Linked DNA regions of Homo sapiens: region 1 is linked to region 2. A link is a contact called in ENCODE Hi-C or POLR2A ChIA-PET data. All regions are on one chromosome and are shown on one strand. Each heading gives the region's core, a stretch centred on a gene start or an enhancer-like site at or near the end of the contact. The rest is flanking DNA. Distances are from core to core; before and after follow the strand shown. Region 1 overlaps NBDY (negative regulator of P-body association). Region 2 holds the start of UBQLN2 (ubiquilin 2).

Region 1 (5,319 bases), core at 2,163-4,662, 240 kb after region 2:
ACACCCTGTACCTAGTACCTTATAGCCCACCATTCTTTCCTGTTCTCCTTGTGGACTCTCTAAATGTGTAAACCTGAGTCAGTAGGAGCCTCAGCAATTTGTTACATTGTTCCCCTATTGCCTTTCCTTCCAGTCAGGCCAGGTGAACAAAACGATACGGATTTCAGTGTGTACAGTCAGGCTGTCTCTGCCATGTGCCAATTTGCCCACTCTCACTCACACAAGCAGGAACTCACAGACCACAGACACAGAACACATGCACACACTCACAAGAAACCCCACAACCAGAAATGAAATTACAAAACCCATACACACATGGAGATACATGCAGATGCAGACACAAACACACATGCAGACACACACACGCAGGCACACTGACACATAAAGTCACACATACACAACCAGACCAATAAACAGGTAACCTCACATGGGCACAGGGGTTGGGGCTCAAGCATTCTCACACTTAGAGGTAAACAAACACACAAAGCCACAGGCATGAGACTGCCCACACTGTCTCATACGGGCTCTTAATCTCTGACAAGCAATGGGCTATGGGCAAGCATTCCTGGCTTCAGGCCTGGGTCCTCATGCCATTGATTGGGCAACTTGGCTTTCTCCCAAAAATGAATGCGGGCAATCTTTTATCAGAAAGGCCACAGCAGCAGATGTGAAACTGGAGCATCCTGGGTCAACCCGCTTAAAAACAGACTCCCCTTTCAGATAGAGGCAGAGAGAGTCCTGTTGGGATCCTTAGCCCTTTGTGATGTCATGGGAATCTGTGGCAACGTGGTGGCCTTTTTGAGTCCCCCTAAGCCACATCCTCCCACCCCTGCCTGTGTGAAAGCCAGGACAGCCTGTGCAGAGTCAGACTTGCACGAGTTGCTGAGTGTGCTTTCTAAGGGATACACCTGCCTCAGGTCCTGTGGCTCCCTGTTGAGCAGTCTGCCCGTTCTGGTGACCTCCATCTGCCAGCCCAAGGCGGTAAACTACCTAGAGCCTTTGGGAGGACTCCTAGTCCTGCAGTAAAACCTTGTGTAAGCCAGCTGAGTGACCAGCACCTTGTCTTGGAACGGCAGCCCTTTAATCCCAAGCCTCTTGTGTCCCAGTGCCCATGATTATCTGTCATTTGTCTTTTACTTTCTGCAGGAGCAGGAGACATGAAACCTGGAGAAGGCCAAAGAAGGGCAAAGACTGGCTGCCTAAACAGTATTCCTGCAGGGTCTCCAGCCTACTGGTCCTTGGTCATTGGGACCTGTGAGTTTTGGTGGTCAACCTGGGACCAGTTGGCTCGTTCCTTTCTCTCCCTCCTGTCTTTTTCTCGTTCTCCTTCCTATTTGCTTTTTTCACATTGGAAAAGGTGGAGGCCCTCAGGGTGGAGGAGCAGGGTTACAACTGTACTTGGCGTTTGTGGAGCCATAGTGCCATCAAGTGGAAATTGTTTCTGGAAATGGGAGGCACCTGAGCTCATGTGCTGAGGAACGCTCGGGAGTGCCAGACAGATGGTGGTGTGGAGCCCCCAGGCTGAAGCTGGGAGAGGAACTCCTGTCTGGCCCATGGTCTATGCTCATTCCCAGGATAGCGCCCTGGCTCCACAGCTCTCTTTGTAAGAATGGACAGGCAGGGGCGGCCCACCATGGGTTCCCCTGGCAGCCCCCAGAGACTGCTTGGCATGAGTTGCCCCACCCCAGCATCCCAAAACTTCTTTGTTCCCAGGGAGGATAGGGTGCCCCTGTCCCTGCGTGGCCCCAGCCAAGGGCACCCCTGAACTCTCCACAAAAGAGACCAGAGCAAATGGCCCCAGTCTCGGCAGTCAGTGAACAGTGGTTTCTCTTAAACCCATTTCAAGATGGGGAAGCTCCGCCCACTGGGCTGACTGGTCTTGGGGCTGCCAGACTGTTCTGTCCCCGGGCCTCTAGCTTAGCTGCTTCTTCATGGAGTTCCAATGGCAGGTACACTTCCTTAAGGGCTCTGAACCCCAGTGGGGGAAACCCTGGCTTGGGCCTAGTCTACCCAGCCTGGCACATCCTCGCTGATATCTGTGACTGGAAGAAGGCAAGTGTCCTTGTAGTCTGTTGTCAAGAAACACCTTCCGCCGGATGGCACTGTGACTCCACAAATGGCAATCACCCCTTTTCCTTCCTCCACTTTGCCTTTCTCTCCTTCCTTTTGCTGCCAACCAAACAAAACAAACACACACAAAAAAAACAAAGAAACAAAGAAACTGCCCAAGCAGCACCCACCTCATCTTCAACAGGGCTCCCCACCTATGTGGTTACTTTGGGGAAACTTGCAACAGTAGGAGTGATGTCTGCCTCTCCTACCCTCTGGATTCTTCTCTGGGCAGGGGGTCCCAGTAATCCAGAGGAGCCTATCCTCAAGAAATGCTATGCTTTTGCTGTGGATTTGTAGCACCGGGGGCAGTGTGAGGGGGTAAAGGGGGAGGGGTGTGTGGGTGTTTAGGCCTGTGTGTGGGCCGCTGCAGATTCTTCTATGAATCTGCACAGGTCTCCTCAGAAGGAGACTGGTGCCTGCCTAGGGAAAACATAGGAAGAAAAGAATGCAGGAAGATCTGGACTGTGTCCTTAGGGGTGGCAAGGTGACTTTGAGTGTCAGAAATCCTCATTTGTAATATTTAACTCCCATCTCATCTAACTTTTTTCCTGTCTTCATCTGTGCTTCTATATGTTCTCAGGCACATACATGCATCCCCACCAATACTCACTAAAAGGTGTCTGCCCAGGCACCTGTGCTCACACTCAGATCCCCACATCTAGGTAACTCTCAATGGGAAGGGTTCTTCAGCTTCCCGGTTTTCTCTTATTCATTTTTGTTCTCCCTTTCTGTCTGGCTTCCCAGTATTTGCTGGTGGAGTGTGTGGGATGGTGTGGGGGTGGGGGCAGTGTGGAGCAGCGCAGTCTCTTGGCTCCACTGGCCTCTGTGTGGACCCAGTACAAACCCTGGCCTAAGGGTCTGATGCTTTTCTCTGGTAGGTGACTCTTCTTGTACGAAGGCACAAGAGGCCATTTGGGCAGCCACCTTTCCACCTGGGATATCCTGCATTTCAGTTCACTCTCAACCTCATTGCTCACCCTGATTCTTTGTGTACTTTTGGAGTTTTTCTTCCTTCACTTTTTTCTTCTTCACTCTTTACTTTTCATCAATTTCTGGTTTAGGGAGTTCAGGATCAGCCTGCAAAAGCAGGGTCGGGTGGGCACAGGAATGTCCTTAGGGAGAGTAAGCCTACTTTTCCTAAGGAAATCAGAAGGACCCGGGCTGAACCCTGGGGGTGTAAGCAGCATCCCCCTCCCCTATCTGCCTTCTGTCAGTGTTGCCATAGGTGGCTCATTACCTCCTTTCTCTGGTATCCATTTCCTCCCCGTTTTACATCTCTCCTCCCACCCATTTCCGGGGTACTTCCCTACCCAGGCCTTGTAGATTAGAAGCCCGTGGCCCCTTGCAGTGCGCTGATGACATCTGGAGGGCATGGCTCAGCCTGCACCTCTGTCCTCTGTAGCTTCTCTAGGCCTACTTGTAGATCAAAGCCCTTGATACCACTCGGAAAAGAACCCATCAACAAGAAGCTTCTTGGTGTTGTGTCCTTTCACCGGGACATCACAGGTTTCTCTTTGCCTCTTGTTGTGTATGCCACCATGCAGTGAGGCACCCCTGAACTAGGTCCTTCAGGACAGCTGCTGTGGCGTGAAGCTGCCACTTCTTGTTCTTATTGTCTTTCTGGTTCTTCTTCCTCTTCCTCCTCCTCCTCTTTTTTCTTTTTCTTTTTCTTCTACTCCTTCTCCTTCTCCTTCTCATTTTTCTCTTCTTTCTTCTCTTTTTCCTTTCACTTTTGGCTCTTGGCGGGTCAAGCATTATACTGAGACTGCTTCTTCCTCTGCTCCTGGTGATGCAGGATGCCCCTTTGCAGAACAAAAGTGAGAAAGGCCTCATTTGTTCTTAAAGGAGCAGATATGAAGGTCACCAGTTCAGTCCCTCTGGTGTTCCACAAAGGCGCCAATGTGTTACTTTTCATGAAATGTCACCATGAACCCACCCCTTAACCTGTTCCTCATGGCTCACCATTCTTTCCCATTCTCTTTGTGGATGCTCTAAATGTGTAATCCTGAGCCAGCAGGAGCCTTGGCAAGTTGTCCCCCTTTGTCTTTTCTTTCAATCCAGCCATGTGAACACAACGATCCAGATTTCAGTGTGTATAGGCAGGCTGTCTCTCCCACGTGCCCATTTGCCCACTCTCACTCACACAGGCAGGCACCCAGAGACCACAGACACAGACACAACCACATGGACTCACAGGGAAACCCCGACAACCACAAATATAATCACAAACACACATGCACAGGGAGATACACACACAGACACAAAGACATACACTAACACATGCACACTCACAAACTCATAGACACACACACACACACACACACACACACACACACACACAAATCCTCACACAGGCCCAGGGGTGCGGGCTCAAGCATTCACCCACACAGACGCACACACACATGTGTCGCCATAGCCACCAGACTGCCCACGAACTCTCCCATAAAGGCTCTCAGTCGGCCACAGGCAATGGGCTATGGGTGAGGATTCCTGGCTCCAGGCCTGGGTCATTATGCTGTTGATTGGGCACCTAAGGCCTTCTCCTGAGAATGAATGCGGGAAGTCTGTTATCAGATAAGCCCCAGCAGCCAGTGTGAAACTGGAGCCTCCTGGGTCAACCTGCTTAAAAAGGGACCACACCTTGGGTAGAGGCAGACAGTCCCCTTGGGACCCTTGGCCCTCTGTGATGCCATGGGAATCTGTGTTGCGTGGTGGCCTTCCCCAGTTCCCCTAAGCCACCCTCATGTCACCCCTCCCCCCCACCCCATGTGAAAGCCAGGACAGCCTGCACAGAGTCAGACTTCAGTCAGTTGCTGAGTATCCCCTCTGAGGGAGATTCCTGCCACACGCCCTGTGACTGCCTGTTGAGCTGTTCGCTCATTTTGGTGACCTCCATGTGCCAGCCCAAGGTGGTAAACTCTATCTGGAGCTCCAGGCTTTGGGAGAACCACCAGTCCTGCAGCAAAACCTTGGGTAATTCAGCTGGGTGACCAGCACCTTGTCCTGGGGCGGCAGCCCCATGATCCCAGTCTTCCTGTGGTTTCCCAGTGGCCATGATTATGTATCATTTGTCTTCTATTTTTCTGCATGAGCATGAGCCATGAAACCTGGAGAGGGCCAAAGGAAAAGCAAAGGCTGGCGGCATAAAGAGGATTTCCGCAGTGTCTCCTGCCTACTGGTCCTAGGTCGTAGGGTCCCTTAAGTTTG
Region 2 (5,791 bases), core at 3,292-5,791:
GTAACTTAATTCCCAGCAGATTATGAGTTACCTCTTTCCTGTACTACTACTACTAATGATAATAATACTTCTATAGTGGATACTATGAGCAGGAAACTTGTAGGTGCTTAAAATACGTTAATTTATTTGATTATCAAAATAGTCCATCATTTTATAAATGAAGAATACTGAAGTACAGAAAAGTTAAGTTATTTGCCAAAGTCATGCAGTTTACAATCAGAGGTAATAGAACCAGGATTTGAACTTAGGCAGTCTTTATTGACTATGTCTAGATTGGATATTATATTGGTCTTTTAAATTTTATAGACAAAAAGTATTTCACAGTTACTTTAATTTGTATTTTTTTATTTAAAGGAGATAACATATTTTTTCTTCCTTTTCTCCCTTTCTTCCTTCTTTCCTTTTTCTTTTCATTCTGACTTTTTTTTTCTTTTGTAAGATACTGGTTAACATCCTTTGCCTATTTTTCCCTTGGAGCGTTCATTTTTTAAAAATTTGTAAGAAGTGTCTGTATGTCATGGATAGATCTCATGCGTTATATATGTTGCAATTTTTTTGTTTGTCTTTAACTGCTTAATTTTTATTACATTGTTGATATATAGTTTAAAATTCTTATTTAATGAAATCTATTAATTTTTTCCATCCATGATTTTTCTTTGTCATTTTCATCAGGTTACCATCATGCCTAGCTTATGTAAATATTTGCCCTAATATATTTCTGCAAATTTTATGATTTCATTTTTTAATCTAGAATTTATTTTGATATTTAACTTAAAAGTTCATTGATGGCACTCTTTCCACCTTTTCAAAACTGTTATGAGGTTGTTATTTTTCTCATTCCTGTCACTGCAGTGGGATTTGGTAAAGAGAGAGGGTAAAAAACGTAAGCTCAGCAGCCACTATGAACAAGAAAGCTGATTTTTAAAATAACTAGTTATTTACTTTCTTGTAACCCAGGCTGGAGTGTGGTGGCATGATCAAGGCTTACTGTTCGGGGGTTATTATTTTTCTCATTTCTGTCACTTCAGTGGGATTTGGTAAAGAGAGAGGGTAAAAAACGTAAGCTCAGCAGCCACTACGAACAAGAAAGGTGATTTTTAGAATAACTAGTTATTTACTTTCTTGTAACCCAGGCTGAAGTGTGGTGGCATGATCAAGGCTTACTGCAACTTTCACCTCCCAGGCCCAAGCGATCCTCCCACCTCATCCTCCCATGTAGCTTGGATTATAGGCACTAGCCATCAAGCTCAGCTAGTTTAAAAAAAAAAAAATTGTAGAGATGGGGTCCCGCCATGTTACCCAGGCTGTTCTTGAACCTGGGCTCAAGGAATACGCCTGACTTGGCCTCCCAAAGTGTTGGGATTACAGGCATGAAACACTGCACCTGGCCTTGTTCATTTTCTTACATGTCTCTTACATGGTTTGTTAAGATCTTCTACTTCTGGAATATATTTTGGCCATATCTATCTTCCTAGAAATGTAGTCATCAGGGCTTTTTTTTTTTTTTTTTGTCATTAGCCAATCTTTTTACAACGTATTTCTTTTTTATTAAAAAAAAAATCTCCTTCATCTGTGACTAAATGTATTCACACAATACTAGTTCGTATATTTTTCTTGGTGCTTTCTTTGTTTCAGCTAATTAATGCTGTCCTTTTCCCTAATGAGGATACGTATGTTCTACTACTAAAATGTTAATTTTATTTCATTGTAACTTAAAACATTAAAAGTAATATATTTTGAAGTAAAATGTCAAAAAATCACAATCACATAATTTTTAAGGTAAAGAAAGATAATGCAAAGAAGTGTGTTTCTGGAAGGTTTCCTCAAGAGGGTGAGTATGGTTTTGCCCCTCTGATGTGTATTTTGGTGAGGGAATTGTCAGCCAAGACAATCGCCAATTAATAAAGATTTGTGTATTTGACTTGATTCTTCAAATACTTTCTTAGATTTACTTAACAAATTTTATTTTTTCTGTTTGTTAATTCATTAATATTTGCTTTTATCATTCTATAGCTGTCACCTCACTTCCCTCCTTTTATTTTCCGTTGCCTTCTTTATTCGAATGCCTACTTCCCTTATTTTCAATCTGTTGTTTGATATTTTAAGTCTTTGAATGTATAAATTTGACTCTGAGTTCATCCACATAGTACTTAATAAATGAAATAATATTAAACTGGACCTTGATACAAATGCAGCTTCCAGTGCACCACTTATTTCAGTAGGTTTGGCGTGGGGCCTAGAAACATGCATTCTTAACAATGTTCTCAGATCACACGTAGAAAAATCCTAGCATTAGTATTGCTGTATATGCTCTCATTATCATTATTTTTGTAAATTTATTCTAATAAGAACATTGCACTTTGCCCCAAAAGTATTCAGTTATGTTTTAATAATCAAATGGTTGGTTTTTTGTTCATACTTTGATTATTAATATCTAGCTTTATTCTATGGAAATTAAAGATTACCTATAATATTTTCATATTCTCACCACCCATAATTAACTATTGCTGATATTTTATCATATTTGCTTTCATTTTAAAGATAAAAAGCATTTTTACATATTTAAGTTCCCTTTACTCACTATCCTGTATCCTATTCCATTTCCTCTTCCTCATGGGTGCAAGTTTGGTATATTTCTAAAAGAATATTTCAAATATACATAAGAATGTATTAGAGTGCTGTTTGGCATGTATTAGGTTGGTGCAAAAGTAATTGCGGTTTTTGCTATTACTTTCAATGGCAAAAACCATTGTATAATAGTAACAATTCGTTACTTTCAATGGCAAAAACCGCAATTACTTTTGCATCAACCTAATACTAATTAATTTGGCTTTTTAGATCTATACATATTAACATATTTAAAGCTAGTCATCTTTTTACCTCTGTATTTTATTAATTATATTAATAAAATAGAGAGGTAAAATAATATTAATTCTTCCATTTCTCCATCGATGGATATAACATACCTGTATATATATATTTTTCTTATCTTCAGATTTATTAAAGTATTTGTGACCTAATGACTTTGAAATGCTGTTAAATGTTGAAAGCAGTGGTGCTTTGGTGGATGCTTGGTAGAGGGTGGGGGTTGGGGAAGAATTTTCTGTGTGGTTTAACCTAGAGTTAGAAATATATAGATAAATTTGAAATTATTTCTTCTATTTTTCAAGTTCTCTTTCTCAGCATTGCTACATCTTTATTGCTCTTACTTAATCTGTAATTAAATTAGGTAAATATGTCAATGTTTGCCACTACTATTATGTGCCTGTCAATTTCTACCCATACTCTTCCCCAAAATACCTTTCTGTAGTGCATACTTACAAAAATCATCAGAAAATTCAAAATCTTATGAAAATAGAAAATAAGAATTATTCATAATTTCAGCAAACAGTACTAACAGCCATTAACTTATTTGTGCATAGCCTTCCAGATTTTTTTACACATACGGTTTACATATACAACAAACTGTTCAAAAATTGCTTTTAAAATAAAAATATATTTATTGTATTTTTGATATTGGAACATATATTCTTATATAGTTTGTAACTGTACAGAAATATACAAAGGCATAATTGAAAATACTCTGTGATTTCCCTATAACTACAGTTTATTTCATGTATACCTTTAAAGACACTCTATATTTTCTTGTATGGTAATATGATAATGTGCTCAACTAATCTCATGTAAACAGATAGTTAATATATTTAAATAACATTTTAAAATGCTACAATGTATATACATTTTATACATAAATATTTTTGCATCCTCATCCGATTATTAGGCGAAGTGTCTAGGTTAGGCATTTCTAAATAAAGGTGGAAACATTCAAAATGCTGATATATATTTTCAAATTGCCCTATGGTTGTAACAATTCACACTTCAGCTAGCCTGAGAGGGCATTTTTTAGGGTCCCTGTCAACAAGAAGGTTTACCATTATTTTTTTCCCTGCCAATATGATAAGCCAAAAGTAGAATTTTATTGTTTTAACTTGATTTCTTTTTATTAGTAGTGAAATTAATCATCCTTTTTTAATGTCTATTGGCCATTTGCACTCCTTTTGTAAAATGCACGCTCCTGCTCTGTCTTCTTCCCTTCCCCTACTGGAGGTGTTCCTCTTTTCTTTTTGCTTTGTCAGAGTTCTTTATTATTCATTTTTCGTCTTATACGTGGGATCTGTTCGATTCAGGCTTTCACCCTTTTACTGCCTTACAGATTGCTAATATACATTCTCCATTGGTCTTTTAATGTCGTTTACAGAAGCTGACTCTCTACCGCCTCCTTCTCTCCGTCTCACCCTCTCTGCCTCGCCTGCTCTGTACTGTTCTGTTCTCTTCTCTCTCTCCCTTTGTTTCTCTCTCTCCCTTTTTTCTTTTCAGTGCAGAAGTTTTTAATTTTGACCGAGCCAAATCTATCAATCTAGGCCTGGCGCCGCGTCAGCAGAGGGGGCGGGGAGGCGAGCGCGGAACTGGGGGAGGGGAAGGGGCGGGGATCAGCAGGCGGAGCGGCTGCCAGAGTTGCTGGGAGTGCGCGCGGTCGGATCACAAGGCGGCGGCGGAGGAGGCCCAGAGACCGGAGCGCGGAGACCTCAGCCAGCGGCCTACGCCCAGGCCTTTCTCCACCGGAGGACCAGGGAACCGCAGTCTTCATCACAGAGGTACCGTGCTCCGCGCTCCCCGCCTGACCCGGCCCAGCCCGCTGCGGCGGTGCCTCCTTCCTTCCTCCTTCCCTCGCGCTCTCTCTTTCGCCCGCCCGCGCCTTCCCTGCCCGCCTGCGTCACCGCGGCCGCCATGGCTGAGAATGGCGAGAGCAGCGGCCCCCCGCGCCCCTCCCGCGGCCCTGCTGCGGCCCAAGGCTCGGCTGCTGCCCCGGCTGAGCCTAAAATCATCAAAGTCACGGTGAAGACTCCCAAAGAGAAAGAGGAGTTCGCGGTGCCCGAGAACAGCTCGGTTCAGCAGTTTAAGGAAGCGATTTCGAAACGCTTCAAATCCCAAACCGATCAGCTAGTGCTGATTTTTGCCGGAAAAATCTTAAAAGATCAAGATACCTTGATCCAGCATGGCATCCATGATGGGCTGACTGTTCACCTTGTCATCAAAAGCCAGAACCGACCTCAGGGCCAGTCCACGCAGCCTAGCAATGCCGCGGGAACTAACACTACCTCGGCGTCGACTCCCAGGAGTAACTCCACACCTATTTCCACAAATAGCAACCCGTTTGGGTTGGGGAGCCTGGGAGGACTTGCAGGCCTTAGCAGCCTGGGCTTGAGCTCGACCAACTTCTCTGAGCTCCAGAGCCAGATGCAGCAGCAGCTTATGGCCAGCCCTGAGATGATGATCCAAATAATGGAAAATCCCTTTGTTCAGAGCATGCTTTCGAATCCCGATCTGATGAGGCAGCTCATTATGGCTAATCCACAGATGCAGCAATTGATTCAGAGAAACCCAGAAATCAGTCACCTGCTCAACAACCCAGACATAATGAGGCAGACACTCGAAATTGCCAGGAATCCAGCCATGATGCAAGAGATGATGAGAAATCAAGACCTGGCTCTTAGCAATCTAGAAAGCATCCCAGGTGGCTATAATGCTTTACGGCGCATGTACACTGACATTCAAGAGCCGATGCTGAATGCCGCACAAGAGCAGTTTGGGGGTAATCCATTTGCCTCCGTGGGGAGTAGTTCCTCCTCTGGGGAAGGTACGCAGCCTTCCCGCACAGAAAATCGCGATCCACTACCCAATCCATGGGCACCACCGCCAGCTACCCAGAGTTCTGCAACTACCAGCACGA

The links. A loop is a pair of places that touch in the nucleus more often than their neighbours do. ChIA-PET counts read pairs that join two places held with the same protein, here RNA polymerase II (POLR2A). Pooled maps may share reads with other maps.
Region 1: a pooled map shows a loop between it and region 2 (7-fold over the local background). The contact joins the enhancer-like site here to the promoter of UBQLN2 in region 2. A Hi-C loop is called at or near these places in 6 of 168 maps with a recorded cell type or tissue (CD4-positive, alpha-beta memory T cell, CD8-positive, alpha-beta T cell, mammary epithelial cell and 1 more), 13 of 37 single-sample maps with no recorded cell type and 17 of 50 pooled maps. POLR2A ChIA-PET finds 5 or more read pairs at or near these places in 1 of 52 experiments (activated CD4-positive, alpha-beta T cell).

The regions. Positions count from the first base shown.
Region 1 is chrX:56,797,564-56,802,882 of GRCh38, forward strand. The region is part of intron 2 of NBDY (negative regulator of P-body association); the gene reads left to right. Among named protein-coding and RNA genes, the nearest start is that of NBDY, 71 kb to the left of the region's middle. RefSeq lists an enhancer at 3,311-3,380. Within about 2 kb of position 3,413, at least 7 of the 41 ENCODE cell types and tissues checked have a DNase peak (open chromatin) inside an H3K27ac peak, as active enhancers do; they include CD8-positive, alpha-beta T cell, where a contact is called at or near this core.
Region 2 is chrX:56,559,086-56,564,876 of GRCh38, forward strand. It overlaps UBQLN2 (ubiquilin 2), which reads left to right and starts at 4,542. Exons shown (of 1, transcript NM_013444.4): 1 at 4,542-5,791. The coding sequence starts at 4,789. RefSeq lists enhancers at 4,245-4,872, 5,269-5,468, 5,479-5,538.